Regions from separate parts of the Homo sapiens genome. Here all the other regions are linked to region 2. Evidence: chromatin loops called from intact Hi-C (ENCODE). Cell type or tissue: dorsolateral prefrontal cortex. All regions are shown on one strand.

Evidence for each region. Hi-C counts contacts between places; a loop is a spot of excess contacts. Peaks named below come from ENCODE experiments on the same cell type or tissue, not always from the same donor. Only the 100,000 strongest peaks of a DNase experiment are listed, where the experiment ranks them.
Region 1: a loop joins it to region 2, with 7 times the contacts of the local background. A loop is called at or near these places in 19 of 110 quality-filtered maps.
Region 3: a loop joins it to region 2, with 3 times the contacts of the local background. A loop is called at or near these places in 5 of 110 quality-filtered maps.
Region 4: it touches region 2 in a loop (6-fold over the local background); 12 of 110 quality-filtered maps call a loop at or near these places.
Region 5: a loop joins it to region 2, with 2.9 times the contacts of the local background. A loop is called at or near these places in 2 of 110 quality-filtered maps.
Region 6: a loop joins it to region 2, with 5 times the contacts of the local background. A loop is called at or near these places in 74 of 110 quality-filtered maps.

The regions. Positions count from the first base shown.
Region 1 is chr11:7,440,031-7,445,030 of GRCh38, forward strand. All of the region lies in intron 6 of SYT9 (synaptotagmin 9), which reads left to right. SYT9-AS1 (SYT9 antisense RNA 1) reads right to left here. Exons shown (of 5, transcript NR_103855.1): 5 at 1-1,689. Among named protein-coding and RNA genes, the nearest start is that of SYT9-AS1, 23 kb to the right of the region's middle. RefSeq lists a silencer at 2,548-2,842 and an enhancer at 2,811-2,860. In dorsolateral prefrontal cortex, CTCF peaks have their summits at 2,760 (motif pointing left) and 2,959; a DNase peak (open chromatin) is centred at 2,751.
Region 2 is chr11:7,692,085-7,697,084 of GRCh38, forward strand. OVCH2 (ovochymase 2) reads right to left here. Exons shown (of 16, transcript NM_198185.7): 9 at 4,625-4,715; 10 at 4,381-4,505; 11 at 3,486-3,626; 12 at 2,974-3,104. LOC105376533 (a long non-coding RNA gene) reads left to right here. Exons shown (of 11, transcript XR_007062576.1): 4 at 1-469. Among named protein-coding and RNA genes, the nearest start is that of OVCH2, 12 kb to the right of the region's middle. RefSeq lists an enhancer at 1-129. In dorsolateral prefrontal cortex, CTCF peaks have their summits at 2,810 (motif pointing left) and 3,011; a DNase peak (open chromatin) is centred at 2,714; H3K4me3 peaks cover 405 bases; H3K27ac peaks cover 1,656 bases.
Region 3 is chr11:7,141,290-7,146,289 of GRCh38, forward strand. No RefSeq gene overlaps it. Among named protein-coding and RNA genes, the nearest start is that of RBMXL2, 55 kb to the left of the region's middle. In dorsolateral prefrontal cortex, CTCF peaks have their summits at 2,810 and 3,013; no DNase peak of the experiment used is centred here.
Region 4 is chr11:6,810,260-6,815,259 of GRCh38, forward strand. No RefSeq gene overlaps it. Among named protein-coding and RNA genes, the nearest start is that of OR6A2, 13 kb to the left of the region's middle. In dorsolateral prefrontal cortex, a CTCF peak has its summit at 2,310 (motif pointing right); no DNase peak of the experiment used is centred here.
Region 5 is chr11:6,754,966-6,759,965 of GRCh38, forward strand. No RefSeq gene overlaps it. Among named protein-coding and RNA genes, the nearest start is that of OR2AG2, 15 kb to the right of the region's middle. In dorsolateral prefrontal cortex, CTCF peaks have their summits at 602 (motif pointing right), 804, 2,597 (motif pointing left) and 2,808; DNase peaks (open chromatin) are centred at 565 and 2,606.
Region 6 is chr11:7,096,214-7,101,213 of GRCh38, forward strand. No RefSeq gene overlaps it. Among named protein-coding and RNA genes, the nearest start is that of RBMXL2, 9.7 kb to the left of the region's middle. In dorsolateral prefrontal cortex, CTCF peaks have their summits at 2,218 (motif pointing right) and 2,417; no DNase peak of the experiment used is centred here.

The DNA of each region.
Region 1 (5,000 bases), 250 kb before region 2:
AAGTACTTTATTATAGAACACCATAAGCACTCCCATCTAGACTCTCACTGAACTGCCTTGATTCAGCCTCTGTTCCCGTACAACCTGAAGACTCACCAGAACACGTATGGACTTGCAGCTGTCCAGAAGCACAGTGATGAATGGTGTGTTTGGCCACTCCATTTGTTTTCACATAGTTTCCCACAGTTTAGAAGTGCTGAAGATGAGACCTTAAAAGAGTTGGAACCCCCCTGAGTAGAAAAGAAGCTGGAATTAGCAAAATAACACAAATAGGCATGAGATTCATCCTACTGGGAGGAAGTCACCCTTACAAGAAGAGAAGCACAAATGAGGAGGACCCCCGCTCACTTAAGTGTAAAAAAAATGCTGTGTTTAGAAGCTCAGTAAGATCACAGTTAGTGACTTTTCCCAGAGGGGGTATAAGAAGTTTCATGGAGACCCAAAAGGTCTGATGGCAAGATACCTTCCCAATGTTGAGTAAGGCGCCATAGTCTGCCAAAACTCTTCAAAGCCACTGCTTCTCATGGACATAAACGTTCCACCAGAAGTGAACATGGTGGTATTTTTTGAGTGGAACAATGAAAGATGTGAGAATACAGGTGGTATTTTCATTGCTTCTTCCTACTGCCCTTTGGAACTCTGGAAGACTGAAGAATATCTAAAGATGATCAGTAGTGGACTTACAAGAATAGGTTGATATTTAGAATGAGGTTCTGAAACACAGCTTAAGATACCAGAATAAATCATTCTAGCCATGAGTGCAGAGAATCTTACAAAGACATGGGGGACTATGTTGCTTAGCGACTGATCAGCTGATCTCATCAAGAGGATTTAAAAACTGATACCAGGAGGAAGAGTAAGACAACACAATAAAATAGACAACCCACAAGACCAGTTGCTATGAATGACATCCAGTGGGATGTGGAAAAAAAGGGTTCCAGGACAGGAGGTTTCCAGTGATTCACAGGAGATAAGATTGAATCCTAGATGTAAGTGATGGCCATGGCCTTGGGTGTCCTAATGCATCCTGCAGAGAGAACAAACAGAATAACCCAGGACAATGATCACAGCCTTGTAGATATAACTGGCACCCAAACATGTCAACAGACCACTTAGAAGCAGACAGATTAATGTGCTATACATGCCTGAAGAGCTGTGTACCTAACGTTGAAAGCTCATTGATACACATATTGTGGGCATTAGCAGAAATGAGCCTGCCAGGGAAATATGACAGGTGGAGAGGTGAGACTCCTAAAACAAATCAAAGCACTAGTACAGAGATAAAAATCCAGTGGTGAGGGAGAAACCCACTGAGGAGATGTTTCCTGGAAGTCTTCTTTGGTTAAAGACAAAGTGAAAACTTCTCCAGTTGCTTTGCTACAAGTATTAGAATACTTTTGATGTAATGAACAGAAATCCTGACACAAACTAGATTGAACAAAGAAACTGTAGCATCTGGACAAAGGGTCTAGAGATAGGATTGTAGATTCCATGGTTAAGGATGGGGGGTTCCGGGATTGTAGATTCTGTGGTTAATGATGGTATCAGGAACACCAGTTCTTCCCAGGCTATTGGGCCATCCTTCCTTCCTTTCTGTTCATCTTCAGGTTGGTCGCAAGATGGATGCAGGTCTAGGCATTGCATCCAGACATGAAAGTAGCCACAGGAAAACGCACTTCTTGTAGCTCTCTGTTAAGAGCAAGGAAAAAATTATTCAAGTGCCCAGCAAACTGGCTCCTTACACATCATGGCCAGAAGTATGCCAATTTTTGAAGCAGTCACTGGCAAAAGGAATGGGACTGTGTGGGCCCAACAGGTTCAGCCCTGGAGATGGATCCCTTCTTCTGGGACACCAAGAAAAACACCATCCCCTTCTCCCCTGGCAATACCCAGCCAACCTTCCAGCTATGACTCTCCCCCACAGGCACCCTGTTTCTTCTCATGACAACTCTGCACTCCATTATCCACCTCCTGGGAGCAAACCATTTTGTAGCCTATTCCAAAAAGCTCAAGCCAGCACAGACACCACAGGGCAGCAAACGAAATCTGAATCTCAAAGCTTGCCAGACCAGCAGCGCCCACTGAGAAACTCTCCAGATAAGAGATGATCCCAGGAACCCCACCGCCTCCTGCCATGTCTCTGCACATGCCATCAACGCTCTGCTCTCAGTGAAAATGGCTGAGGGGAGGAGCTTTTCCTCTACAGACCCAACGCTGCCATTTCCCACCCCTGTGGTGGGACTCGAAGAGGGGCTGGAGAACACGTCTCCACACACATACAGCTGTGGCCTGCTTTTGGCTCTCTCCTCCCACTCTTCTGCAGCGCAAACCAGGGTGGAGGATGGTGTCAGACCCGTCTTTCGGAACACTTGTCATTTCAAGAACCAGAGAGGCAAAGCCCTTCAGGCATGTTTGGAGTCCCAGAGAGCTCAGCACAGGACTCGTGCTGCCAACACTGTGACTCTAGACTATCTTGCTGGGAATCGGGATTTCAGCTCCTCTTTCCACACACCTTCACCCCCAGCACTGGGCACCCACTTCTGCAGCTCCCCACTCAAATTGGTCCCCCTCCTTTATGACACTGGGCTTCTCTGGATTCCTGTCAGCCGTTTTCTCCAGTCCTGGGGCTCTCAATATCTCCAAATACTCACATGGGTAATGGGTTCCTTGACCCAATGACAAGCATCTGTCTCTCAAAGAGCAGTAGGCCTTTCCTAGGGCCTCTGCCATCAGCTCTGCTGCCCTTTGCTGCCCTCCCCTGGCCATTGACATCACTGCAGGTAACTCTTCAGGACTCTGATGGGTTCATTGATACATCCATTCAAAAAAAAAGTATTTAGGGGCCCTGTGTACCACGCGATGTCCAGACACTGAGGATTCAGTGATAAAAACACATGGCGCCTGCCTTCCAGGAGTACACAGTCTAGTGAGGAAAATGAGAGAGAGGGAGAAAAGCAGAGAGAGAGAGAGATAATGAATGAATGAGAATGAGAATGAAAGAAGGAATGAGAATGAGAGAGAGGACTTTTTGAATGGGAATGAGTGGATTCTGGTGTGCCCTTGTGGAAGTCTAGATTTGCTCATTGTTCTGCAGACCCGACTGCCTAACATGTTCACCTGAAAAGGAATCCCCTGGCCTCCCCTTTGGAAGTGGAGTTGGAGAATTTATTTTAAACCGAATATTTCTGAGCAAGTGCAAAGCACCCTACCTGGCACTGAGGTATAATGGGGAAATGCTGGTCCCATCCCCCACAGAATTTACAATCTGGCTGAGGAAATAGACATAAGAAAATAATTAGATTGTTTAATAACAGTTATGGTGTTACCTGGTACTGTATTCTGTCTTAGTCATACCTAGCAAGAGCTCCACACAGCAAGGATAGGGCATGGGGTCCATGTTTTAGGGGGTAGAAGGAGTGAACCACAGAGAGCACAGCCCGTGCACATGGTAGGCACCTCAGGAAGTGCTGAATGCATGAAAGAGGCTGCGCAGCAGACAAGGCTCCTGGGAGCCAAGGCCAGTGTCTCCAGCCAGCTCAGCTGAAATCAGCAGCTCATGTGCTCCGTTCTTCACCTTCAGCATGCCCACTTCATCCTGAAACTCTCTTCTACCCACCACCTCATCTCCAGATGCAGATCCTAATGTCCCAGACAGGACTGTTGGCAGGTTCCAAGTCAAGTGAAGGATAATTCAAGAGCCACAGTCCAATAGTGCAGGAGCCATATCTGCTCTATTTGCCATTGTATACCCAATCCTTCACATAGTACCTGGCACATAGGAGGTACTCCATAATTCTGTGACGGTTGTTGAATGAATGCATGGATTTTGCATAACTATTCAGGCAAGAGCTTAGCTTCTATAGAGAATTTGGTCATGATTGGATTCATTTGATCAGTGGAAGCAGCCATTCCAGTTTACTATAGAAGTAACATTCCAGTTACTATAGAAGTAGATTTAGAACCTAATTTGGCCTATTGGCTACAAAAAGGGTACAGACTCTGAGTTGTAGTGAGACTGCCAGTCTACCTGCAGGTCGATGAGGGCTCCTCCATCCTCCCTGGGCTGAGATTTAATAGTGCCTCTTTTTGCTCAGCCTGCTCTCTAATCCTCAGGGTGAGAGATCAGTATGAACTGACAGGTCTGAGAAATCTTCCTAGGGGAGGAAGAAGGGTTTCCAGCTGCAAGGAGAGAGCAGCGTGCAGTGACAGTGAGGCACCAGGATGTAGAACAATGCTGCCAGAACATATTCCCTGAGGTTTGGGAATGAACTTCTTCAAGGGCTGTGCTCCCTTTTTGATGGGTCCTAGTGGGCCTCTGTGCTGGTCGTGACCGACTTTTCTTCAATGATCCAGTGGAGGCTGCAATGTATTTTGCTTAAAACTACAGCTGGTTTATAATTTTGGCCTCAGACAGTAATTACAGCTGCTGGGGCTCCTTGGAGAGATAATTACGGAAAGAATTCAGCATATTCATTTTATCTACACACTTAACCATCAATTAAATCATTACCATCTAATCCTATTCCAGAGTCTAGAAATGTTCTGTGAATATATAATTTTGAAGGCACTGAAGTTTGTTTTCAGATGGTTTTAAGTGAAAAATTGCCCAATTTCCATAGCCAATGGAGGCTTTCTCTATGAAAGCAGAGCCGAGAGTATCTCCTGGCTTGTGGTTGCTGCCTCCCTGGGGGCCTGCACCACATAAAGGGCCAAGCAGGAATGGATTGATAGGCGGGAGCTGGGACTTTGCCTTTGATCTCCCATGGAGTTTGTGATTTTCCAAAGCAGGATTAGCACTGGGACTTAGAGGTCAGTGGCTGGAGACAGACAAGAGGGTGGCTTGTTTTGCCAAGGAGCTTCCAGGAGAGTCTTCCCCTGCTGGGATTCTGCTAGGGCCCTGGGCTGTCATCCACTTATCAAAGTCAGGATGGGGTCTTTTCACTTTGGGAACCCAGGAGAGAGTGTGGTATTTAAAAGCATGAGTGCTGGAGCTGGCTTCA
Region 2 (5,000 bases):
GTTCTGGAGTAAGACCTTAGATAAGAAAGTTAATGGGGTATTCAGGAGTGGGTCAGATTACCAAGGGAAGGATTCTATATCACAGGCTCTAACTTTTTGAAATAGCTACCAAATATGGCCTGAATCAAAGGGCAGGAAACTGTGCAAATATTTTAGCTTCCTAACATCTCTAAGAGATTAGGAGAGCTACCGCATGGGGATTTTTTTCCTTGGAAGCAACTAGGCACTCAACTCAACTAATTGCATATACACAAAACTGCTTCTCTGGACATCTTAGTGTTGTTCACCTGGTTCCTGATGTTTCATCTTGAACCTCTAGTTCTCCTGAATCAAGACTGAAATTTGTTGTGCCCCTTGGAGACCGTGTCTTTCTACCCAGCGGGATATAGCTGGCTCCTCTTCTCACCTGCTTTGTCCTGTTGCCACTATATTTCCATGCCTCACTGCAAAATTCTGAGAAGGCACAGATGTAAGTGAGTCTAATTGCTGATATAAAACAAAGTATCATCTGAGCTACTGAAAGCATTTGCATAAGTGGGCTCGGAGTCAAATGTAGTGAGCCTCATGAATGTGCATGAAAAAGGAAATCCTTGTATGAGTTAGAGAGAGCTGATTTTGGATACTAAGCTTAAATGTAAACCTCAGCAAAATTCTTGAGTAGATTATTAAGCTATGATGAGTAATGACCTAGAAAAGAAAGTTGATCACCTGGAATCAACCTAGGGTCACCAAGAATAAATCATGACAAACCTTTTCTCATAGTTTCTATAATTGTGATGCTTATTGGCAGCATAATATTTCATTTATCTCTATCCTTGAGACCTGTATTTTTTGCTATCTTAAAAACTTGGCAGTGAATATCTTTAGGCATTTACTTTTTTTCTTCTCTTGTATCATTCCCTGCATGGGGCACTTGTTTTGTTTCAGGAAAAGGGAGGGGAACTATCTAGATAGAAGGAACAGTGTGAAGGAGAAACAAAGAAACAATAAAGAGTGATCTTGGAGCAGTTTGGTGAGCACTAGCCAATTGAATTTGAAGTGAAGAGTGGTGGGAGAGAGGGCTGATGAAATAGGAACTCTAATTTTAACACACAGTTGATGGGGATTCAATGGGACCCAGACTCTGAGCAAGAAACAGAAAGGATTGTGTGGATAAAACAAAACTGGAGGCAAATAATTACTAATGGTAAAGGTAGGCGTGGGGAGGGGGACCTGTATCAGAAATAGGATTCATTCAAACATTTATTAAACCCTTACTGGGATACTTTCTGGGAAGGGGCCCTTTTCTCTCCAAGTCAAATGGTGAGCATATTCCTATGACTTTTAACACCAGTTTCCAAATTACTATCTTACACGAGTTCTGCAAAATGATGCTGTCACTGGCAGAGTATGAGAGCATCGCTTCACTGATGCACGACACTCAAACTTTACTTATTGAAGAGATATTTTTCAATCACTTCTGGCTCTGGCATTTTCAGATTTTCAACTAAATTTCCTCTTCTTCCTCCACCTGGAAACATGCTCACAACCTAAATTTTATCCTCCACCACTAACAAATTTTCCTTAATTCTGCTGAAATTTTTGCCCCAAATCTGTTTAGGTTTGATGAACTTTTAGAAAGAAATCTATACCAACTGCCTCTGTATCATCTTTTCCCACTCATTCATAAAACCTGTGTGATCTTGTTTCTGCCATTAACATCTGACTTCACGTGATATTTCAGATACCACCAATCCCAACTCCTCTCAATTGTTCAATTTCCCATCTAATTATTCTCCCTTTTTTATGGAGGTGTGGGGTGGGGACTGGACACCTCAGTTCTCATCTCTTTAAGTTCTAACTTAGTGTGGTATCCAAATGATTGGTCACATCTTTTTCTTTGGTTTTGTTTGTGTTTTAAGTTAAAGGCTGCATTCTCCAGGCTGTCATAAAAACACACCAATTTGGTTCTCCTCCCACATCTCAGAGTTCTTTCCATCTCTTAAGTGAGAACGCTGGTGTCTCATCATCCCTCACTCCTCTCCCCTTTATTTTCTGCTCTCTTTTCTCTCCATCGTACACTGTCTTGTTTTCAATTATTATTTTAAAAGAAAGATCTATGAGAAAATGCCTCATTCCAATCTCACCCTGACTGCAGTCCTACTTCTACCTCCCTGATGATATCTCTCTGCAGATGGTCCATTAGTGTTTAATGAACAAACAACTAACCACACACTGCTAATCAAATGTGGAATAAACTCCATTTCCAGGCGTTCAAAGGCCTCCATACAGTGACTTCCACCTTGCCTTCCACTGTCCACTCCAGGACACCTTAAGACCCTCTTAAACCAGCGATTCCCTGAGCCTGTTCTGCGCTGGTTCCTCTAGGCTTGCTCTGTCCTCTCTGCTTGAAAGGCTTGATGATTTTGGCCTGATTGACCTTGATTTTGTTATCTATAACTTACAATGTGTTTTGTGAGCAGTTTAATAAATAAGGAAGACATGCTTGTTTCTGGAATGGACTAAAAGTCACCAACACAAAGTTTTTGTTTTGTTTTGTTTTGTTTTGTGTTTTGAGAGTTTCGCTCTTGTAGCCCAGGCTGGAGTGCAGTGGCGCGATCTCGGCTCATTGCAACCTCCATCTCCCGGGTTCAAGCAATTCTCCAGCCTCCCGAGTAGCTGGGATTACAGGCGCCCGCCACCGCGCCCGGCTAATTCAATACAAAGATTAAAGCGGCACTTTTTTTTTTTTTTTTTTTTTTTAAAGTAAGGAGCACAGTGCCATCTAGTGGAAAAAATGTGTAGTTGCAGGGGAAACTGGGCGGATCCATTATTCAGCAAGTATTTATTGACAGCTTTGTGTGTCAGGTGCTGGGTTCTAGGTACTGAAAACACAGCAGTGAATAAATCAGATAAAACCTCTGACCTCATGGTGCTTATGTTAGCTATTCTGTGAATTTACCATAGCTACGTAAGGACAGCCAAAGTCAATACCTTAATTAGGTGATGTTTGGAGGCTTGAAAAATCCAGTCACAGTTAGCCTTGTCACTGTAGTTTTCAGGATAGTTTAGACTCTGTATGAGACCTTCTTCAAAAAGGACAGTTAAGTAACTGCAACCTGAATCTGAAACGTAAGAAAAAGTCCAAACAGATGGCACCATTCAAATAAAGAAGAATTCTCACTGCTCTCCCTCCTGTCTCCTGAAAATGATGCATATCAATTGCATTTTCAGACACTGCGAACAAGAAAAGACGTAGTGCATGATTCTCCAGAACTCATCAGGCCCTCTCGACTCACTTGGAGGGGCAATCACTACGAGCTAGCAGGGTGAACTCAGGGTTGAGGGGGAGACTGCCCCCTGTTCTCTAGTTGGCCTGTGCCCCTCTCCCATGTGGAGTCAGTTGGGCCTTGGGAGAGGGATCCCTGCCACTCACCTAATTCCTATGGGGCCTAAGCTTCTACAGAAGGTGGAGATAGTATGTGATTAAAAGTAAATGGTTTTACCAGGAATGTAGTTTGGTTTAAGAGCTTTATAGGTAAGATTAAACCCAGCTGCATTATCTGTGGCATCAGAGACGAATTTCAGCCTTAGAGAATTAGAGCCAATAAGAATGGATGAAGGGAGGCTTTCTCCACAAAATTTTCCTGCAGGATGAGAAAAAAGGATTCTTTGTTCAGAATCTAGAAAATAGTTCCCATTCAATGATTTAAGAAGAACTGAATTTGCCATGATATTTCAGGATTGTCCAATCCAAAGTTTCTCAGTCTTGTCACAATTGACATTTTGAGCCAGAACCTTCTTTGTGTTCTTGCCATCCTGCATCTTTTGTAGGATATTTGGTAGCATTTCTGGCCTCTACCAGTGACAATTCCTGCCCTTGTGACAACTGAAAAATGCTTCTCATTCATTGCCAAATGTGTCCTGAGGGTTGGGGGTACAAAATCACCTCCAGCTGAGAAACCACAGAAACACCATTCCATTTCTGTTTCTTGTAAGTAACCTGTCTCCTTCTCATGGTTGTCTATTTGTATTTTCCTTCTTAGCTTGATGAGGCAGGGAAAGGTCATTTTCACAGCTAGGAAAGCAGTGAGCTGTCTGGACATCCTGAGAGGCCCTGGAATATATCTAGAGTTTATTCCTCATGGACACCAGGTCTGGCAAATGGGCCTAGGAAGCCTGGTTTGATGGGAAGCAGATTTGGCAAGTAAATTGCCCTGTGACCTTGCAGCCATCACCCAGGCTCAGATTTGGTTCCTTCCCACTCCCAATTCTGAGTCTCAAAGCGGAAGTCAAGAAGTGTGGCATTTACAGATGGCTGAGTGCCAGACATAAGATAACTAGGCCTCATTAAGCCCACTTGGCACTGGTTTCCATTTGACACTGTGAAAATCCACTCACCAATGGGTCTGTCTTCTAAAGAATACATTGACAGGTAACTGTGGTGACAAGACTCAACATCTAGGTGGGAAAAACTGAGCAACACATGCATTTCCTCTGGTACCAGCAGGGTCCAGACACACCGTCTGTAGGCAGATCATGGAGAGGGCGTTATTTCTAGACAGAAAACGACTATCACAGTCCAATTGGTGGGCCCAGACCGGAGGTGGGAGTAAGGAGGAGGAGTACAAAGGGGGTTACTCACTGCTTGCTCTCATAATATAGGTGGAGGCTTTCTGGGAAGTGCAGCTTCCCCTCAGCCCCGCTGACTATGACATCCTGCTCACTGCACCAGGCTGGGAGGGAAAGCCAGGAGAGTCAGGGTTAGTTATGCCAGTTAACCACAGCAGCCCCTCCCTCCAGAAGCTGCAAACACCATAGCCTCCTGGTTCTTCTTGATGTACTCTTCGTTCTTCATGAAATCTTCTCCTGTCTTTGCTTCTATGATGCCTTTTTGGTTCCTTTTAGATCCTGCTTAACCTTGAGATTCTATGATTGGTTTTCTTTCCTTAACTCTTCTCTCTCTTTTTATTTTATTTTATTTTATCTTTGAGGCAGGGCCTCAATCTCTCACCGAGGGT
Region 3 (5,000 bases), 550 kb before region 2:
TTCCTTCCTATAATTAGCCTTCTGCATTAGTTCCTATTGAGATAACCTATAAAATAACAACAGAAATTAAATTGGAATGCTTACATATTCTAATTGCGAGGATTTACATATTTTTAGTGTACATATATTGATTTAAACCACTTTATAACAGTCCTGTGAAGTGAGTACTTTTAGTTTTTTTCACTTTGCATATGAAAGAAATCAGGATAAAAAGAGATTAAATAGTTTTCCCAATATTTTTTGGCTCTGAAGTGAGTCTGAAACCAGACATCCTGGCTCCAAAGTCTGCACTCTTAACCACCAAAGTCAGGCCTTGTTCTTGCCAATTCTCTTTCCAAAAACTGTTGTCTTGTCCCTGAACTTCAGTCCAGCCAATTAAGCAAAAATATTTTGGGTGCCAGCAGCCTGTCTCTGGTCCTTCAGAGTTTTTCCCACAATGGATTCCCCATCACTGCACTCGACCTCCTGTTGTTTCAGCAGCAACTTCAGTACCATCTTTCTGCCCAACACTCAGTAGTTCTCCAACACTGAGATTGTGGACGTGGCTTGACAACCACTGTTAGCCAAGAGGGTCACTCAGTGTCTGTTTGCCCTGTCCAAGTGGGTGAACCCATTGCCAGGTTGTGGTGTCATTTCCTACCTGTATTTTTCTTACTGTGAATAAATGACTAGCTTTGCCTATGAGTTACAAGCCATAAGTAAGTGCAAAATAATAAATAAATAAATAAATAAGATTAAAAATCCAACAAGAAGAAAAATACTGCTTGAATATGAAGAAGAAAAGTGCCTGCAAGGAAACCCAGAGACTGAGCATGGACCCTCTCCTCAGAGAGTGTGGACAGAGCTGGCAGAAGAGAGTAATAGAGAGGAATATGGGTGTTTGTAGCCCCCTGAGCAAGATGAAAGAAGTGGATGATTCCTGGCAAAATACCTGCTACATAATAGGTGATCAAGACAAAATATTTGCTTGTGGAATAAATGATTGAATAATGTGCATACCTGATTCAAATTATGAACCTGGCAGGGACAGGATATTTATTGTATGAAGGAGAATAAGAATTAACTGGATATCTGTAGGAACCTCTGGCTGAAAGCAGTCTAGAAGGACCTGGATTCTTCTTGAAATTTTATTTTCCAAAAGTAGAACAAACACTGGGAGATATAGCTACAAAGGGCCTGTGGTGATTAATCCCGTGATGATTAATTTTATGTGCCAACTTCACTGGGCCACAGGATGCCAAGATATTTAGTCAAATATTATTCTGAGTTTGTGCATTTCTGGATGAAATTAACATTTGAATTGGTAAACAATTCAAATTGTGTATTGGAGTATACATTTGGATTGGTATCTAATGTATCTAATGTTTAACAATCCAAATGTATACATTGAATATATACAATGTCTACAAATATATACACTGGCATATACATTGGTACATACATTTTAATTGATAAACAATTCAAGTTGGTAAACAATTCAAATTGTGTATTGGAGTATATATTTGAATTGGTTAAAATTGGATACCAATTCAAATGTATACATTGGAGTAGATATTTGAATTGATAAACAATTCAAATTGTCTATTGAAGTACAGCAGATTGTCTTTCCTAATGTGGATGGGCCTCATCCAATCAATTGAAGATCTGAATAGAACAAAATGGCTAAGAAGGTACTCCTCCTGCTTGACTGCTTGAGCTGAGACATCAGGCTTTTCCTGCCTGCAGACTGTACCTAAAACACTCATTCTTCTTGGCTTTCAAGGCTGCAAGCTTTCAAACTGGATCTTGCACCACTGGCTCTCCTGGGTCTCAGCAACTGCAGATCTTGGAACTTCCCAGCCTCCATAAACATATAAGCCAATTCCTTTTAATAAGTCTTTCTCCATGTGTAAGTGCCTGCAAGGAAATACGGAGACTGAGCATGGACCCTCTCCTCAGAGAGTGTGGACAAAGCCAGCAGGAGAGAGTAATAAGAATATATATATAATATATACATATATTATACATATATATATGATACACACACACACACACACACACACACACACACACACACACACACACACACAGTTTACCAATTCAGTCATGTGCTGCATAACAAAGTCTTGCTCAATGACAGACTGCATATATGGTGGTGGTGTCATAAGATTATAATGGAGCTGAAAAATTCCTACTGCCTAGTGATGTTGTAGCTCTCATAGTATCATAGCATAACACATTACCTTTTCTGTATTTACATATGTTTAGATACACAACTACTACCATTGAGTTACAGTTGCCTACAGTATTCAGTACGGTAAAATACTGTACAGGTTTGCACCCTAGGAGGAATATGCCACAGCATTCAATCTAGGTATACAGTAGGCTGTACCATCTAGGTTTGTGTAAGTACACTCTGATGTTTGGACAACAATGAAATTAGCTAACAACACATTTCTCAGAACATATCCTTGCAATTAAGCAATAATATGACCATAACAGGATATATATATCCTGTTGGTTCTGTTTCTCTGGAGAATCTTGACTAATACAGGGTCGAATTCTTATAAATAAGGAGAAATTTTTTGCTGCTGTAAAAATTGCACAAAAGTGAAAGGGTCATATTAAATTTGGAAATAGAGATATGAAATATTTAACGTAGATATTCTAAAGATAAGAAAAATGATGATCATAGTTCTGTACCATGAGACTTTAAATTGAAAGTTGGCTTTGAAAGTATTGGAAAATTCTGACTTAAAAATACAAAATATACTAAGTAAAGAGAAAAAATAGAAGAGGCACATGAAGATGCTAAGAAGACTGTAGAGGGAGCTGTCTGATCAGCTTAGATACTAAAGGACAATCTAAGATGAAAGAAAAGAACACACAATCAAAGACTGCCTTACATGCACTATTCTCTGAGAAGTAACTTATTAAACATTTGTGTGAATAAAGCTGAAATAAAAGACAATTATGTTTAAGAATTGTGTCTAGAAAATTTGTGTTCAAATATGCTAGAATTGCAAAAAATGCTGTGTGGGAAAGAAAGGGTAGGGTGCTTTGTTTTTAGCCACTGGCAAAACTAAGAAAGAGCAGAACAGACCCTGCTTGAGGATCATGCTCTAATAAATATTTTTGCAGATGGAGAGAAAGTAGATGTCTCAGTCCTGGTTTGGTTCTGTCTTCTCTTTCAAGGTATAATATTGGGCTGGGAAGGACTCTGGACTTTTGAAAGAAGGAAAAGAGTGCAGAGGGAGAGTGGAACATCAGAGAGTTTCAGCTCATACCAGACCTAGAGTTTACAGTCCACCTTCTAAGAGTTTGCAAAGGGGATTCTTAATATATTCACAGTTTGGTCATTGAAATAATCATTTATTAAGCATTCTGTCCTATTCCTGTCACCAGGCCAGACACTGGGAATACAGATGAAGACAATACAATATAATTTCCTTGGGAGTTTGAAGAATTCCAGAGTATAGGACCACAGCTGGAGATGAGGAAATGTTCTGATTTCTCCTGGGGGAATGAAGTGTGTTCCCTGAATTAGTGGCTTCCTGGTTTTTAGACAATAAGGCTTCAAACCAGGTTGACACATCCCATGTCAAACATTTGGTGGGCAATAAAAGTGAGATTCAGTCTTCTGAGTCTATAACTCATCTTACTTTGATTCTGCTCTAGCCCCTAGTCCTTCTTCTTTGCTATGTCCTCCTAGCTTCTAGTCCTTAGCTTGGTCTCTTGGTTATAACTCTGTCCTCACTCTCTGACTAAAATACTGAATTGACTTTAATTCATTCATTTAATCAACAAATATTGACTGAATGTCTGTCATATGCCAGCCTTTATTCTAGATGCTGGGGATACACCAGTGAGTAAAACAATGTCTCTGTTTTAATGGGACTTACCTCTGGTACTGGTCAAAATATAAACTCTCTCTCTCCTTCTCCTTATTATATATATATATATATAATATATATTATATATATATTATGTATATATATTTTATATATATATGCTGTATACTGTGTATTTATGGTATGTGTTATGAAGAAAAATAAAATCAGTGTAAGAAAGACAAGGAGACTGGGGGTTATAACACCTGAACAGAGATTGAAAGGAATTGAGAGTGAGAGCCATGCTTGTATCTGGTGAGAAGAACATTTCAATAAAGGGAAATACCAGTGTAAAGGCTGGAACAGAGTGAGTGGGGGAGACTGGTAAGAGGTTATAGTTGTAGTGAGAGCAAGGGGAGCATAGGATGTAGAGCCTGCTAAGCCATGGTAAAGATTTTGACTATAATCTGAGACTGTGAGCTCCTGAAGGGCTTTGAGCAGGGAAGTGCCATCATCTTATATGTTTTAATAGTGTATCTTGGATTGTCATATATAGAATAGGATTGGGGTAGGGGTAGATAAAATTAGAAGAAGAGAGAAGAGTTAGGAGTCTATCGGAGTTATCTGAGAAAGAGTTGATGGTAGCTTGGAACAAGTTGTAATAGTACACGCAGGAAGAAGCGATGCAACTGTGAATATATTTTGAAGGTATAGCGGAAAGGATTTGCTGCTTGATTAGATGTGGGCTATGTAGAATAGAGACGTAACATTCCTGGCTTTGGCCATAGTGTCCTCTAAGACATGGCTTATCCTCATCTTCTGATTTTATCCACTTCTAGATACTTTGGAGGCTGACTCTTCCTACTTCCATTGAGAATCCTGGCACCCAACTCTGACACTGGCCTTCCTTGACTGTGCCCCTGCTAGGCTTGCTCTAACCTCCCCACAACCCTTCCCAAAGGAGAATTAAACAGGCTTTTTCTTCTCTCAAGTTAAATAAACCCCCTAATTAAAATGACTTTCATTGTGTCTTAAAAATGTATGTAAATCTAAGGAAGATTGGGGTTAACTATGTAGAAATCTGTAGCATTTTATTTATGTTTCTTCTTGACTAAGGAATCAATGTTTAGGGACTTGAGTGATCATAAAATAAAAATGGGCACAGAAATCGTGACTAAGGAGGAGAAGGTT
Region 4 (5,000 bases), 880 kb before region 2:
GACCTTGTGATCCACCTGCCTCGGCCTCCCAAAGTGCTGGGATTATAGGTGTGAGCCACTGTGCCCAGCCATTTGTCTTTTTTTTTTTAACTGTTGTTTCTTCAAGGTATGTTTTATCTGATGTAAGTACAGCTACTCATGCTTGTTTTTGTTTTCTTTTTTCATAGTAGAATTTCAAAGTAGAATTTCCAAGTGCATATTTAGAGTGCTTTGAAGTCTATGGAAGAAAACGAAATATCTTCATATAAAAACTAGACAGAATCATTCTCAGAAACCACTTTGTGATGTGTGCGTTCAACTCACAGAGTTTAACCTTTCCTTAGATACAGCAGTTTTGAAGGACTCTTTTTGTACAGCTCTTTACTTTGAACATATGGGTATTTTTATCTGTTAGTTGGGTCTTTTGTAGGCAGCAGATAGTTGGGACTTGTTTTTGTATCCAGTTTGCCAGTCTATATATTTTAAGTGGAGCATTTAGGCCATTTACATTTAAGGTTAATATTGATATGTGAGGTTTTGTTCTTGTCATAATGATGTTACCTAGTTTCTTTGTAGTCTCAATTGTGTAATTGCATTATAGGATCTGTGAGCTTTATACTGATGAGTGTTTTTATGATGGCAAGTATTGTCCTTTTGTTTCCATGTGAGAACTCTTTTGAGCATTTCTCATATGGCCAGTGTAACGGTGATAAATTTCCTTAGGGTTTGATGGTCTATAACTTTATTTCTCCTTCATTTATAAAGCTTACTTTAAGCTTTATTGAAAAACTCTTAAAGAATTTTTTTTCCTTAAGAAAGATAATAGGTCCTCAACCTCTTCAGGCTTGTAAGGTTTCTGCTGAGAAATCTTCTGTTAGTCTGACGGAATTTCCTTTTTAAGTGATTACACACTTCTCTCTAGATTATATATATATATATATATATATATATATATATATATATATATTTTTTTTTTTTTTTTTTTTTTTTTTAATGAGACGGAGTCTCGCTCTGTCATCCAGGCTGGAGTGCAGTGGCGCGATTTCGGCTCACTGCAAGCTCCGCCTCCCGGATTCACGCCATTCTCCTGCCTCAGCCTCCCCAGTAGCTGGGACTACAGGCGCCCGCCATCACGCCTGGCTAATTTTTTTTTGTATTTTTAGTAGAGATGGGGTTTCACCGTGTTAGCCAGGATGGTCTCGATCTCCTGACCTCGTGATCCGCCGCCTCGGCCTCCCAAAATGCTGGGATTACAGTTATGAGCCATCGCGCCCGGCCTCTCTAGCTATCTTTAGAATTTTTTCCTTCATGTTGACTTTGGACAGTCTGATGACAATATACTTTGATAAGATTTATCTTGCAAAGAATCTTCCAGATGTTCTTTGAACCTGTTGTATCTGGATGTCTAATTTCTATCTAGACCAAAAATATTTTCCTGAATGATTTTATCAAATACATTTTCCAAGGTTTTTACTTTTTATTATTATCCCTGAGTAATGGCTATTGCTCATAGATTTCGTTGCTTTATATAATTTCATATTTCCTGGCTGCATTTTTAAAAAATTCTCCTTTGTTTTCTTTTTTATATATAACTGGGTCAATTCAAAGGACCAGTCCTCAAGCTCTGAAATTCCTTCTTCTACTTTGTTTAGTATGTTGTTAAATAGTTCATCTATATTTTATAATTCCTTCAATGAACATTTCATTTCCAGAAGTTCTGTTTGGTTTTCTTTTAAATACTTACCTCTTTAGTAAATTATTCTTCCATACTCTGAATTGTTTTTCTGATTTCCTTGTGTTGCTTTCTGACTTTCTCATAGATCTCATTAAGCTTCCTAAAATCCATGTTTTGAATCCTTTTTTTAGTCCTTTCAAAATTTTCATTTTGTTTAGGATGCATTGCTAGAGAGCTAGTGTAATGCTTTGGGGGTGTCAAAAAACTCTTTTTGTCCTGCCAGAGTTCTTACACTGATTCCTTCTCATCTAGAGAAGTTATGACCTCTGATTTTTGAACTTTATTCCATTTGAATGGTGCTTTTAACTTTTTTATTCTTTTCTCCCTTGAGGGTATGACTGTAACATATATTCTGTATGATACTTTGGCTTTGTTTCTCAGTGCTTTCAGGGGGCCAAGGCTATGTATGAACTCCTTAGTTATAGATAGCTTTTGTGCAGTGGCTTTCTCAAATGTTGATTGTTTTAGTGATATATTGGGTATATGAGCTGACTCATTATCTTCTGTGGTGCTGGGAGTGGGGAGGTCTCAGGGAGCTTTTCCCATACCCTAGAACTATGCCCTTCTGTCAGCAGGTTTATTTGGTGGTGCAGTTCAGTCTATAGTCCAGTAGATGGCGATAAGGAGTAAGAGCGGGCTCATCTCTGATGACAAATGGAAGCACCTGCTTTGACAGAGGCGGTGGAAGGAGCTCATGGTGGGATGGGCTGATGTCTTCAACGTGAGGGGTGCCACGGTGGGACCTCACCACCTCCTTATCCTGGGCAGCCAGGAACACAACCTACATGTCTATTACATCCCTGTCACCAGGCTTGCTACTTTCAGTTCAGATAGACACTGACCCTTTTCTCCAGGTCTCAATGAAACTAGGGCCCGTGGAAAATGCCCATCTGCAGGTACCACTGAGATAGCCTTGAGGCTGAACCTCTTTTTCTGGTTTAAGACAGGTAACTCTGTGGCTGGTCTGCATTCCATTGCAGGAACACAGCAGCTCTGTGTAGGGAGGGGGAGATGTGCTCCACCTTTATGCAATTCCAGGAGGCAGGTACACTTTCAGTGGGGGTGTAACCACCTGGAATCATGCTGGAAAGCCTCACTCTAAGTGCACTTATGCCAATTCACAGTGGGAAAAACCTTGGCTCTGTCCACAACAGTAGACTGGGGGAGTGGGAGAAGATTCCCCTCATCCATTTCCAGCCACTGGTGTTGCCTGTCTGCTTGGGCAGAACAACACTTTTCCCCTTCAGAGACAACCACTGCACCCATCACTCTTCTGGGAGGGGCACAGTCACCCACTGGACACAAGTAGGGGGCTCTCAGGCAGGAGAGAGCTTTCTATTTGGTTTCCTTTGTTCTAAAGGGTGTTTTGGTGGGCTGCACTGTGCCTTCTCCCAGCAGCAGCCCATGCTGTGAACTGGATATCCAAGGATCTTGCAACTCCCAAGGATCCCACTGTTCCCCTGTGTTCGCTGCACTTAGAGCAGCATCTGGAAAATGTTTGTTGGGGATCTAGTGGTATGAAGAAACAAAGACTGAAATTCTCTGGGCAGGATAGTAGCCCACAATCAGTGTACAACCAACACGGTGCCTACCATTTCAACTTGGGTTCAAGGGGAGTGTGTGTGAACCTGCACAAACTGGCTACTAAGTGCTGGACCCCCAGGGAGTTTCCAAATTCCTCCTGACCGCAGTGCCTGGGCTTACAAGAGCAGAGAGGCTCTTCAACAATTTGGTCCTCAGCAGCCTGTCACAAGGGTAAGGAGAACAAAGAAACTCCCACCTACACTTTCTGTGGGATTGCAAGTTCCTCAGGAGTCAATCTCTGCCAGAGTCTTGCTGCCTTCCTTTTCTGCACCTGAGCTTCTTCCTGTGGCTTCTCTGACTGGTTTTGCATTCTTCCTCAGCATTCCACTCCAGCCATGATCACTCATCTGTAACTTTGTCTCTTCTTTCTGTAGAGAACTCACATCTGACATCCCTAGTTAGCCATCCACAGTGGATGCCTTTTGTTGGAACACAGATAATTCATAGTCTGTGCCCATTCAAAAAGTTCACCTAGCGTACCTCTTTCCCAGACTTCTTTATCACCAACATTCAAATCCTGTTCTTTCCAAGTCCCTTATCATCCAGCCAAACCACTGCCAACTGCTGATGAATTTGTGTAGGTCCACACTTTTGACCAAAATAACAAACTTCTGAGGCATGAAACAACATGGGTGAAACCTAAAAGCATTATGCTAAGTGAAAGAAGCCAGACACGATAGATTACCTAATGTGTGATTCCATTTACATGCAATTCAAGGAAAGGTAAAATTATAGTGATAGAAAGCAAGTTATTGTTTGCCAGTGTCCAGGGGGCACAGCTAGAGGACTCATTGCAAAAGGGATGAGAGAAATTTTGGGGGTGATAAAAACGTTTTGATTTTGGTCAGGCACGGGGGCTCATGCCTGTAATCCCAGCACTTTGGGAGGCTGAGGTGGGTGGATCACAAGGTCAGGAGTTCGAGACCAGCCTGGCCAACATGGTGAAACCCCATCTCTACTAAAAAAATACAAAAATTAGCCGGGCATTGTAGTGTGTGCCTGTAATCCCAGCTACTCGGGAGGCTGAGTGGGGAGAATTGCCTGAATCTGGGAGGCGGAGGTTGCAGTGAGCCGAGCCACTCGACTCAAGCCTGGGCGACAGAGTAAGACCCTGTCTCAAAAAAAAAGGTTTCGATTTTAAATTATTATTATTATTTGAGATGGACTCTCACTCTGTCACCCAGGCTGGAGTGCAATGGCACGATCTTGGCTCACTGCAACCTCCGCCTCCCAGGTTCAAGTGATTCTCCTGCCTCAGCCTCCTGAGTAGCTGGGATTACAGGGGTGCGCCACCACACCTGGCTAATTTTTTTTTGTATTTTTAGTAGAGGTGGGGTTTCACCATGTTGGTCAGGCTGGTCTCAGACTCCTGACCTCATGATCCACCTGCCTTGGCCTCCCAAAGTGCTGGGATTACAGGCATGAGCCACCGTGCCTGGCTGGTTTTAAATTATTTTTAAAACTAAAATAAAAATTGTATATATTTATGGTATACAACATGATGTCTTGACATATGTATACATTATGAAATGATTAAACCAGACTAATTAACATATCCATCACTTTATATACTTATTATTTTCTTGTGATGAGAACATTTAAAATTTACTTTCAGCAATGTTTAAGTATACAATACATTAATTATATGGTTTGGAAACTTGTCCCCCATAAATTTTATCCCAATATGAAATGTGATCGTCAA
Region 5 (5,000 bases), 940 kb before region 2:
ATTTTTTTTCTCACATGGCCTTGGAATTGGGGGTAGGAGGGGTGGGGTTAAAGGTGGAAGCCTAGGCCTTGCAAATATATTCCTTAGGAGGAGGTGTGAGATGGACGTAGTAGTTAAATTGAGCCAAAACAAGGAGCCTTGCCTTGGTCCCATGTGTTCCAGTCTGAAATTGTTCCTGGCAGAGCTAAAGCTTTATCATCCTATGTACTGGGGAGGCACCTATGTGTGCAAGTAGAGATTACCCCCTTATATCAGCCAGGTTAAGTCCATAAAATTTACCCGCAGCCTTTTCTGCCTCAGCTTGTAGCTTTTCTTGGTCTCTGGAGTTCCAATAAGGCTAAAAAATGGAAATCATGATGTATCATTTTATAGATACAGATTGGCAGTGTCAAAGCAACTACTGGTCTTAGTAAGAGCATCATAGACAGTCACAGTGACGAATTAATTTGCTGTTTTTCTGACTCCCATGCTAACCATAGCTACCATTCTTAGGCATCCCATCTTATTTCCGAGGCCCTAAGTTTGGCTTCTGGCTAAAACTGCGTGGAAGTTGCAGACATGTCTTTCACCAACAGATGGCGATAAAGAGCAGATCAGGATACTGAATTCTGAGATTTTCCCAACTCCAGCACAGTTAACATTTAGGGCCAGATAATTTATTGTGGGGAACTGTTCTGTGCATTATAGGATGTCTAGCAGCACCTCTGGCCTCTACTCACTAGATGCTAGCAGCACTCCTCACAGTTATGACAACAAAAATGTCTCTAAACATTGTCAAATGTCCTTAAAATATTTGGATTGCCCCATTGAGAGCTACTATGAAATGTGATGTTTAAGTTTTAAATATGAAAACAGAAAAGAATCAAATTTTGATGGAATTTTTGAAAATCTTTGTTGTTGTTTTTTTTTTTAAATAACGTGTAGTCACTGAAAAAATGTTTGAAAATGTAGGAAAACATAAGAAAGAAAAAAGCACACAAAATCCCACCATTCAAATTACCTTCTGTGAACATTTTAATAGCAATTCTTTCAGGCATATAGACACATAGTTAAATATGTATAATTTTGCATTTATGGCAATGTATAGTATATATACTCTCCTATAATCTCATTTTCACTCAAAATCTACTAGGGATATCTTTCTAGGTCAACAAATATTGGTATAGTTTAATAATTAACTTTAAAGCCTACATAATATCCCTTTGTATGTAATTAACCAGGTCACTACTGACAGCCAACCAGGTTCCTACATTTTCACTATTATAAATAGCACGGCAATTAACATCTTTGAGCATAGGTTTTTGCACAGCTTGAGAGTGAGATTATTTCACACTCATTTCCTATGTGTCTACAATTTTGCCAGGACCCAGAGCTTTAGGGAGTAGATTAGACATAGATTTTCTTCCAAGGATGTGCAAAAACTGGTGGAAAGAATGCGAACGGTATAATGGGAATGTTTCTAACACAAATAAATATGAAAGCTTGAGGTGATGGGTACCCCATTTACTCTGATGTGATTATCATGTGTTCCTGCATTAAAATATCTCATGTACCCCATAAATATATACACCTACTATGTGTATATATATATATATACAAATTAAAAAATAAAATAAAATAAAATAAAATTCCTTTATATACCAGAAGAATGTGAACAGAAGACAGAATAAAATATAAGTAGCATGGAAATGCAAGGTGTAAACATTGACAAAAGATGAAGACATAACTGATTGGATGTCAGGGATATCTTCACAAACATGAGCCTTGAAATAGGTAATATAAAAATTAATCTCAGCTCCTTTCTCTTCAACTATAGTTGTTGCAGCAATCACTTGTTTAAATGCCGATTTCTCTATTTCCCCTGCTCCCTGTGTGAGGGCCATAGCCAGGTTTCTCTTCTCCCTCTTTTTTATATCCTATGTTTATTACAGGGTCTCACACTTATCTTTAGTAAAGTTTGCTGAATGGAGGTATTCATGAGAAACTTTCCTGCCTGAAGAGCATTCTCTAAAACAAAGAGAAGGAAGAATTACATAGCAGAAATAGGTCTATGGATTCAAGTTCAAATTCTCTCCAACTTCCCAAACTCAAAGACAGATAGGAAACAGAAACAGGAAAGAGAGAATGGAAGAAAAAAAGGTAAATTAATATGCCCTTCTGTGATCTCTCACTCTTTCTCTTTCTGTGATTCTCTTTCCTCTTTTGAAAACCTTATCCAAGGAGAAATATCAATGACTTCAGAAGGGCAATAGGGGGTGATCCTAAGGCTTATACTATGACTCAGATAACGTACAGAAACATTTTACTCTCTTTATTTTAGTCTATAATTTGATATTCGTCTCAAATCCCCATCCACTGGTTAGCAGGAGAAAAAAACAACAAACCAAACTAATAGTTCAATCTAATTTTCATTTAGTCTAACCTGACAATTTAGTATATTTTTAGGAATTATTCATTCTCTGTTGGATAAAATGATGCTTGATTACTAAGAAAGCCTTCCCCTGCTTCTCATCCCAATGTGTGGTGGAAAGAGTGTGGTTTATTCAAGCTTCTGGTGCTGAGAAGGAACTCTAGCCTCAGCCTTGTTTTTCTGTTGCAGCAGCTCCATCTGCTGGTCTCTCGAGCACTGTTTTTTATGAACCTAGTTGTTCAGCATTCTGCAGGACACCACTGCTGAACTGGCTAGTTCACATGGGGTCTACACTTTCTACAGGGACAATGTTTCTGAGTTGCTAATGCTGTAAGAAAAATTTTGCTGTCTGCATAACCCTGAGTTGATTGCCACATCCTCCAGCCTACAAGTTGGTCCAGCATTCCACACTCTGTTATTGTCAAGTCAACTCATTCGGCTATGGAGGCCTATAAGAGCCCACCAGGTTTCAATTCAGTATCTAAATCACATAAAAACTCAAGGCATCTTTGTAAAGTTAAACCCCAGGGGCTCTCTCTACTTGACTGTGATGTGCTACATTTCTGTGACTGAGTCCTAAAGTTGATGCATGGCATAATTAATCCATTTGGATGTCAAAAGACTAATATTACCTCAGTCTTATTTCTCTCTACTTTTCTTTCATAAAGAATTCTAACTCCTTCCAGACAAATGAATGTCTCCGGTAGAGTAAGAAGATGCTTTAATTATGACACTTTTACCTACATCTTCATCTTCACTTTTGTTGTCTGATAAGGTCAAAGCCTTATCCTGTGCTCTGTTCACTGCACCTCCAGGTGTTTAGTCTGGAAAGCTTGAGATGTGGAAGATCAGTGGGAGAGAGACTAGAAGAAAACGGCCTGCTCACACCACATGATACCGGTCTTGAATTCTCACAGACATAAACACCTTTCTTTATTTATAATATTCTTTCATCATAATTAAGAATCTGGCATGTCGGGAGCTTGTCCATTCATCCAATACACATTCGCAGAGTACCTATTATGTGCAGTGTGCTCTGACCAGCACAATGTGTAAGCTACTGTGTTAATTTTCTATTCCTGCTGTAACAAATTACAACCAATTTGGTGGCTTACAACCACAGATTTATCTTAAGTTCTGGAGGTTAAAGTCCAAAATTAGGTCTTATGGGGCCGAAAACAAGGTATTGGCAGGGCTTCCTTCCTTCTAAAGGCTCTCAGTAAAATCCATTCCCTTGCCCTTCCTGCATCTAGAAACTGCCTGCATTCCTAGACTTCTGACCCCTTCCACCTTCAAAGCCAACAATGGCCATTCAAGGGTTTCGGTGCATCGTTCCAACTCTGACCCTGCTACCTCCCTCTTATAAGGACCCTTGTGATTATATTGAACCCACCTGGATAATCCGGGATAATTTTCTTGTCTCAAGATTGGTAATTTAATCACATCTACAAAGTCCTTTTTGCCATCTAAGGTACCATGTACAGGTTCTGGGGAGTAGGAATGTGAACATCTTTGGGGGACATTTATTTATCAATAGCATACTCAAAGAGAGACTAGCCCTCAGTGAGTCAAATGACTACAAAACACGTGGCTAATCTTTTTTTAATAACTTTTTTAAGCTAAAATATAACAGTTATACAAATACTAAAAAATGCTCAGAATGTATATGTACAGCTCAATGAATCTGGCACAAGGCATACACACTCCAGTAACCACTATTCAGGTCAAGTTACAGAGCATTACCAACACCCCAGTATTCTTTCCTTATGCCCTCTTCTAATCACTATACCTTCACTCACTCCCCAAAAGCAGTTTAACACCATACATCAGTTATGTTTCTTAGACAGGCAATTGAAATGATACAATATGTATGTTTTGTGCCTGCCTTCCTTCACTCAATATTACGTTTGTAAGATTTATCCATGTTACTATATGGAGCTATTGTGGTTCATTTTCTTTTCTTTCTTTTTTTTTGAGAGTCTCGCCTTGTCACCCAGGCTGTAGTTCCTCTCTGTTCCATTGGTCTATATATCTGTTTTGGTACCAGTACCATGCTGTTTTTGTTACTTTAGCCTTGTAGTATAGTTTATAGCATTGTAGTATAGATTGCAATGGCACGATCTCGGCTCACTGCAAGCTCTGCCTCCCAGGTTCAAATGATTCTCCTGCCTCAGTCTCCTGAGAGCTGGGATTACAGGCGTCTGCCACCACGCCCAGCTAATATTTGCATTTTTTCAGTAGAGACAGGTTTTACCATGTTGGCCAGGCTGATCTCGAGCTCCTGACTGTGTGATCTGCCTGCCTCAGCCTCCCAAAGTGCTGGAATTACAGGTGTGAGCCACTGCGCCTGGCCTCGTAGTTCATTTTCTTTGTTGTATAATGCATTGTATGACTAGATCACAGTTTATTTATCCTTTATGCTGATGAACAAACATGTGGGTTGTTTTCAGCTTTGGGGTATTTTAAACAGTGTTGCTATAAATAGTTTTGCACATGTCTTTTGGTGCACATATACACACATTTCTGTCAGGCATATACAACAAGTAGAATTGCTTGGTTATGGCATATACATATCTTCAACTTCAGTAGA
Region 6 (5,000 bases), 600 kb before region 2:
CTCGTGGTTGTGGATTTGCAGGAGTTGAGGACTTGATAATAACATCAGTCTGCCCTAGACAGGTTGACAATGGGTCACTGAACCTTGCAGTCAACAGCTGGAGAAGGGAGAGACAGTAGAATATAAATGGGGCTGAGAAGAACATGTTTTTTGTGAATAATACTTTTATCTAAGGTGGTAAAGGGCTGGAGTCAAAGTCTTGTAATTGAAGCTGTATGGCAGCAAAGCAAACTAGAGGCAGGACTTGCTACATCAGCATTCAAGATTGAGAATGTACTAACATTATAGCTGCAGGGGTAACTGTGGCCCAGGCTGTGCAGCTGACCATGATTGACTGCATTAAAAATGGGCTAAAAGCAGCTTTCAGTGAAATTTGCAGAAGGCCAATCCTTTCCAGGATGCCAATCTACTGAGGATTAGTTTTGGATAAATTAATCCTTGTCTCTTAGCTAAGCAATGGAGACATATTGGTGAGCCAAAGTAGACATTGTTAATCCTCACATGGAACAGTGTTCAAAAGGTAAGATAGACTGGTTAAATTGTCATACAAAAAGCAACATTTTAACCATGACAAGCACTATGAAAGAGAGATACATAGCACTATGAGACATGTTTTTAAAAGCTTGATGTAGTATAACAGGGATCCCCAACTCCTGGGCCAGGAACTGGGCTGCACAGCAGGAGCTGAGTGGTGGACGAGCTGGCAAAGCTTCATCTGTATTTACAGCCGCTCCCATCACTTGCATTACCACCTGAGTTCCACCTCCTTTGAGATCAGCAGCAGCATTAGATTCTTACAGGAGCATGAGCCCTATTGTGAACTGCACATGTGAGGGACCTAGGTTGCATGCTCCTTATGAGAGTCTAATAGTTGATGATCTGTCACTGTCTCCCATCACCTCCAGTTGGGACCATCTAGTTGCAGGAAAACAAGCCCAGGGCCTCCACTGATTCTACTTATGGTGAGTTGTATAATTAATTCATTATGTATTACAATGTAATAATAGTAGAAATAAAGTGCACAATAAATGTAATGTGCTTGAATCATCATAAAACTATCTCCCCCGACTCCCTGGTCCCTGGAAAAGTTGTCTTCCACAAAATTGGTCCCTGGTGCCAAAAAGCTTGGGGACCACTATATATAGGACACCTAGAGAATGCATCCTTAAGTGATAATTGAACTAAGATGTGAAGGATGTATAAGAGCTAAATTTCTGTGAAAATTAAATGAGATAATATATAAAAAAGCATGTAGCACATAGTAACCCTCAGTGAATGAAGACTGATTTTCTTATACCTATTCTCTTTTGACATCAAGGTAGTTTTCGCTGGGAGTTTGTGCTATATAAATAAAGGTGAAGGAATGCAGGTGAATTACTAACAGACACTAATTTAAGAGAGCATATCTTGAGGTTGATTACCAGGAGAGGGGAAATGAGAAACACAGAATGTGAATCAACAAATAGGAGAGGCAAATAATGTGAGATCAGTTCAAGGTCAAACTAGTAAGAAAAAAACAGATGAAATGAAGAAGTTGGGAAAAAGACAAGTATTGGCTGGATTAATGCCCTGGGAGTAACTACTGATACCCCCTTTAAAGTCTCAGAGCCAAGTTCACAGATAAAGTAGCTTTTAAAGGTATCAGGGTTGTTTGAATCTGAGATGAATCAGACCCTCTTTATCCTTCAGGCACTCATAGTTTAGTGTGGGTAACATTTTTCTGCATAAACTACCTAAAATGCAAAACAGAGCAAGAAATGTTATCAAATAGGCATGGGCAATGTGCTAAGCAAACCAATTAATTCTGATGAGGAGGCTTTCCAGAGGTGGTAAAATTTCAAGATATTCCATGAAACAGGGAAACTCCTCTTTCATTTGTGTATGTTATCCACTTTAAATACAGCTAGGTTCATTTGTTTCTATTTGTAATTAATTTTAGGAGTGTCTTCATCTTGTTGATTTTATATCCCATCTCTGCTAATTTACATGGAAACTATTGAAACTTCTGAAGATGGGAGTGATTATCTGAGCTGCAGTTTGGCACCTGAGAGATGGACCGAAGAGAAAGGTTGGAGGGAGAGAGCCATCTAAACATACTAAGGCTTGCATTTTTATTTGTATTTAAAATTGCCCTAGTTGATTAAGAAGCTGAGTGGAGGAAAGCATGCTTCCTGACACGGAACAGAAGTTACCATATGATAACAGTCCACTAGATGTCACTAAAAGCTCAAGGATTGGTGCTTTATGTTTCCTTTCTTGAACCTGCCCCTTGGAACTTGAACTCTAGGGTCTGTGGATTTAGGCTAGGTGCTGCTTATGCTTTTAACTGGAAATCCCCATATAATCAGGTACTGCAAGTTATGTACAGTTGAAAAGACCAGAAGTATATCCAAGTATATATAAGCATTCAAATTGGTGGGAAAAGTAATTCAATAACTGATGCTGATTTAATTGGCTAACCACTTTGGAAAAAAGTCCTAATGATTTTGATCATTATACACCAAAATGAGTTCTAGGTGGATTAACTTTTTTTAGGTAGGATTTTAACTTTTTTTTTTAAGTGTGGTAAAATACATATGACAAAATTTACCATCTTAGCCATTTTTAAGTGTACAAGTTTAGTGGCATTAAGTACATTCACATGGTTATGCTGCCATCACCACCATCCATCCATAGAACTCTTTTCAACTTGCAAAATTGTGGATTAATTTTTTTTTTTTAATTGAGATGGAGTTTCGCTCTGTCACCCAGGCTGGAGTGCAGTGGTGTGATCTCGGCTCACTGCAACCTCCGCCTCCCGGGTTCAACCAATTCTCCTGCCTCAGTCTCCTGAGTAGCTGGGATTATAGGCATGTGCCACCACACCTGGCTAATTTTTGTATTTTTAGCAGGGACGGGGTTTATCATGTTGGTCAGGCTGGTGATCCGCCTGCCTCGGCCTCCCAAAGTGCTGGAGATTACAGGAGTGAGCCACTGTGCTCAGCCAGATTAACTTTTTAAATGTAAAAATAGAAACAACAAAAAGTTTAGAAGAAGATCTATTTGTGTTTTTATATAATTGAGTTTTGGAAAATTTTTCTAAGCCCAACAGTAAAGGAGGTATCAAAAGTTATATATTGATAAATTTTATTACCTAAAGATTAAAATTTTGTTTACATCTAAATGCCTCAAAGTTTATTCATTTATTATATATATGAATAATTTATCATATATTCATTATGATGTGGTTATAGGACTTGCTGGTTTTCAGCTATGGAGCTGCTGTCAGTTCCTAGGGACCTCCCACAATTCCTTGCCATGTGCTCCTCTCACATGTCCTTTTACAATATGGCAGTTTATTTCTTTTATGCCATAGCATAAAAGCTCAGATCTCTCTTTTATGATATCAATCTAAGTAGCTCAGTTCTCACCCTAAAGTTTTAGGAAAAATTAATAAATAAGGAGTATTCACTCTCTAATAAGCATGCATATTATAGAAAAATATGTAATGAGAAGCAGAAATACATTAAAAATTAGTGTATAGATTACTTAACAAAGATAAAGCCCACACAACATCTAGTTTCATCCAATATGTTAATACCTTTTTATAACTCCCTCTTTGTACTTCCTCCATGGAAAAGATACATGGGTAGGACATGAGGACATCCTGGATATTTGGTATGGCGTTCTTTGCTGGGTACTGACTATTTTTAATTATTTTGACCATTAGCTTCCTTACAGTTAGCATATTATCACTTAACTTGACAGTTGTTTTGAATTAAGAAATCTCACAATCAATCTTGAATTGGAACTGATATGTGTGCTTTTAAAAACAAAATCTATAGTGTTGTTTGGTATCAAATCCAGAGTTAAGCTCAGCTTTGTCAGAATGTTGGGGCATACTTCCTTCACAATGGCTGCTTTCTAGTGGCAGTTGTCAGGGTATAACTTGAGGTTAAACCATTCTCAGTGTTCCATTCCCTGGTTTAATCATGCCCTTACCTGAATCCTTCAACTACCTCACAGGCAGCAATTCATTGACTCCTATCTGGTATGAGATTGTAAACTGAAAGATGTCCTGATTTCCCCGTTACAAGATGATATTGTCTTCTGTTTTATCCATCAGCTATCTTTATCAGTAACACCAGAAAATTATATATAATATGATTTTATCTCTAGTCTCAAATTTGTGCTGATGAACTTAATCATCATAATGTTCTTATTTTCATTTGTGTTTTGTCTTATTATGTGGCCACAAATACATAGACAGTGTATGTGGTTTTAGCCTTCCATTGTATCTGGAAATTTAATTGTTATAAGCCTTTTCTTGTAGACCTTATTCTGTATTTGTATGAGATTCTAAACCTTCTACAGTGGCTACAATTTTGTTGGTCCCTATCAAAATCAGAGATCTGGGAAAACAAACCATAATGTTTATATTTTCCATTAGGGGAAACGTTCTTGGGAAAGTAATCACTCTGGGTATTTAGACAGCCTGGAAATGCAGTTCCACTTTTCAGATGCTTACTGGTTTCCACGAAAATGTTCATTCCATGAAAATGTTCCGTTGAGGCGGAATGAAGGGGCTCGTGACAGGGAACCACTGTGTGCTTGGCGTTGTCCTCAGCCTTCTGTTCACTCATTTAGTATAGACCAGTATATACTACTGGCTGAGCATGGTTCTGAAGGGTAGAAATGCAAATATGAGACACTAATTATGATCTCTATCTTTGAGGATTTATTTCTCAGCCTTGTGAGGAAGAAAAACACTAACTAGAAATTGCAATCCAACTCACATATGAGTACAAATGAAAACACTTCATCCTGGAAGCAGAAAATACGCTTCTGCTTTGGAATAGAAGCAAAATTGAAGACTAGAAGTGAACCTGAAAAGAAGGCAGAAGTGAAGTAGGATCTGCATAAACTGTTACATGTTTTCTCTTTTATGTCCAGTTAAATATTTTTGACAGTAGAACTGCAAAAATACTTAACATTGAATTGAAGAATTTCTTTGTAGAAGT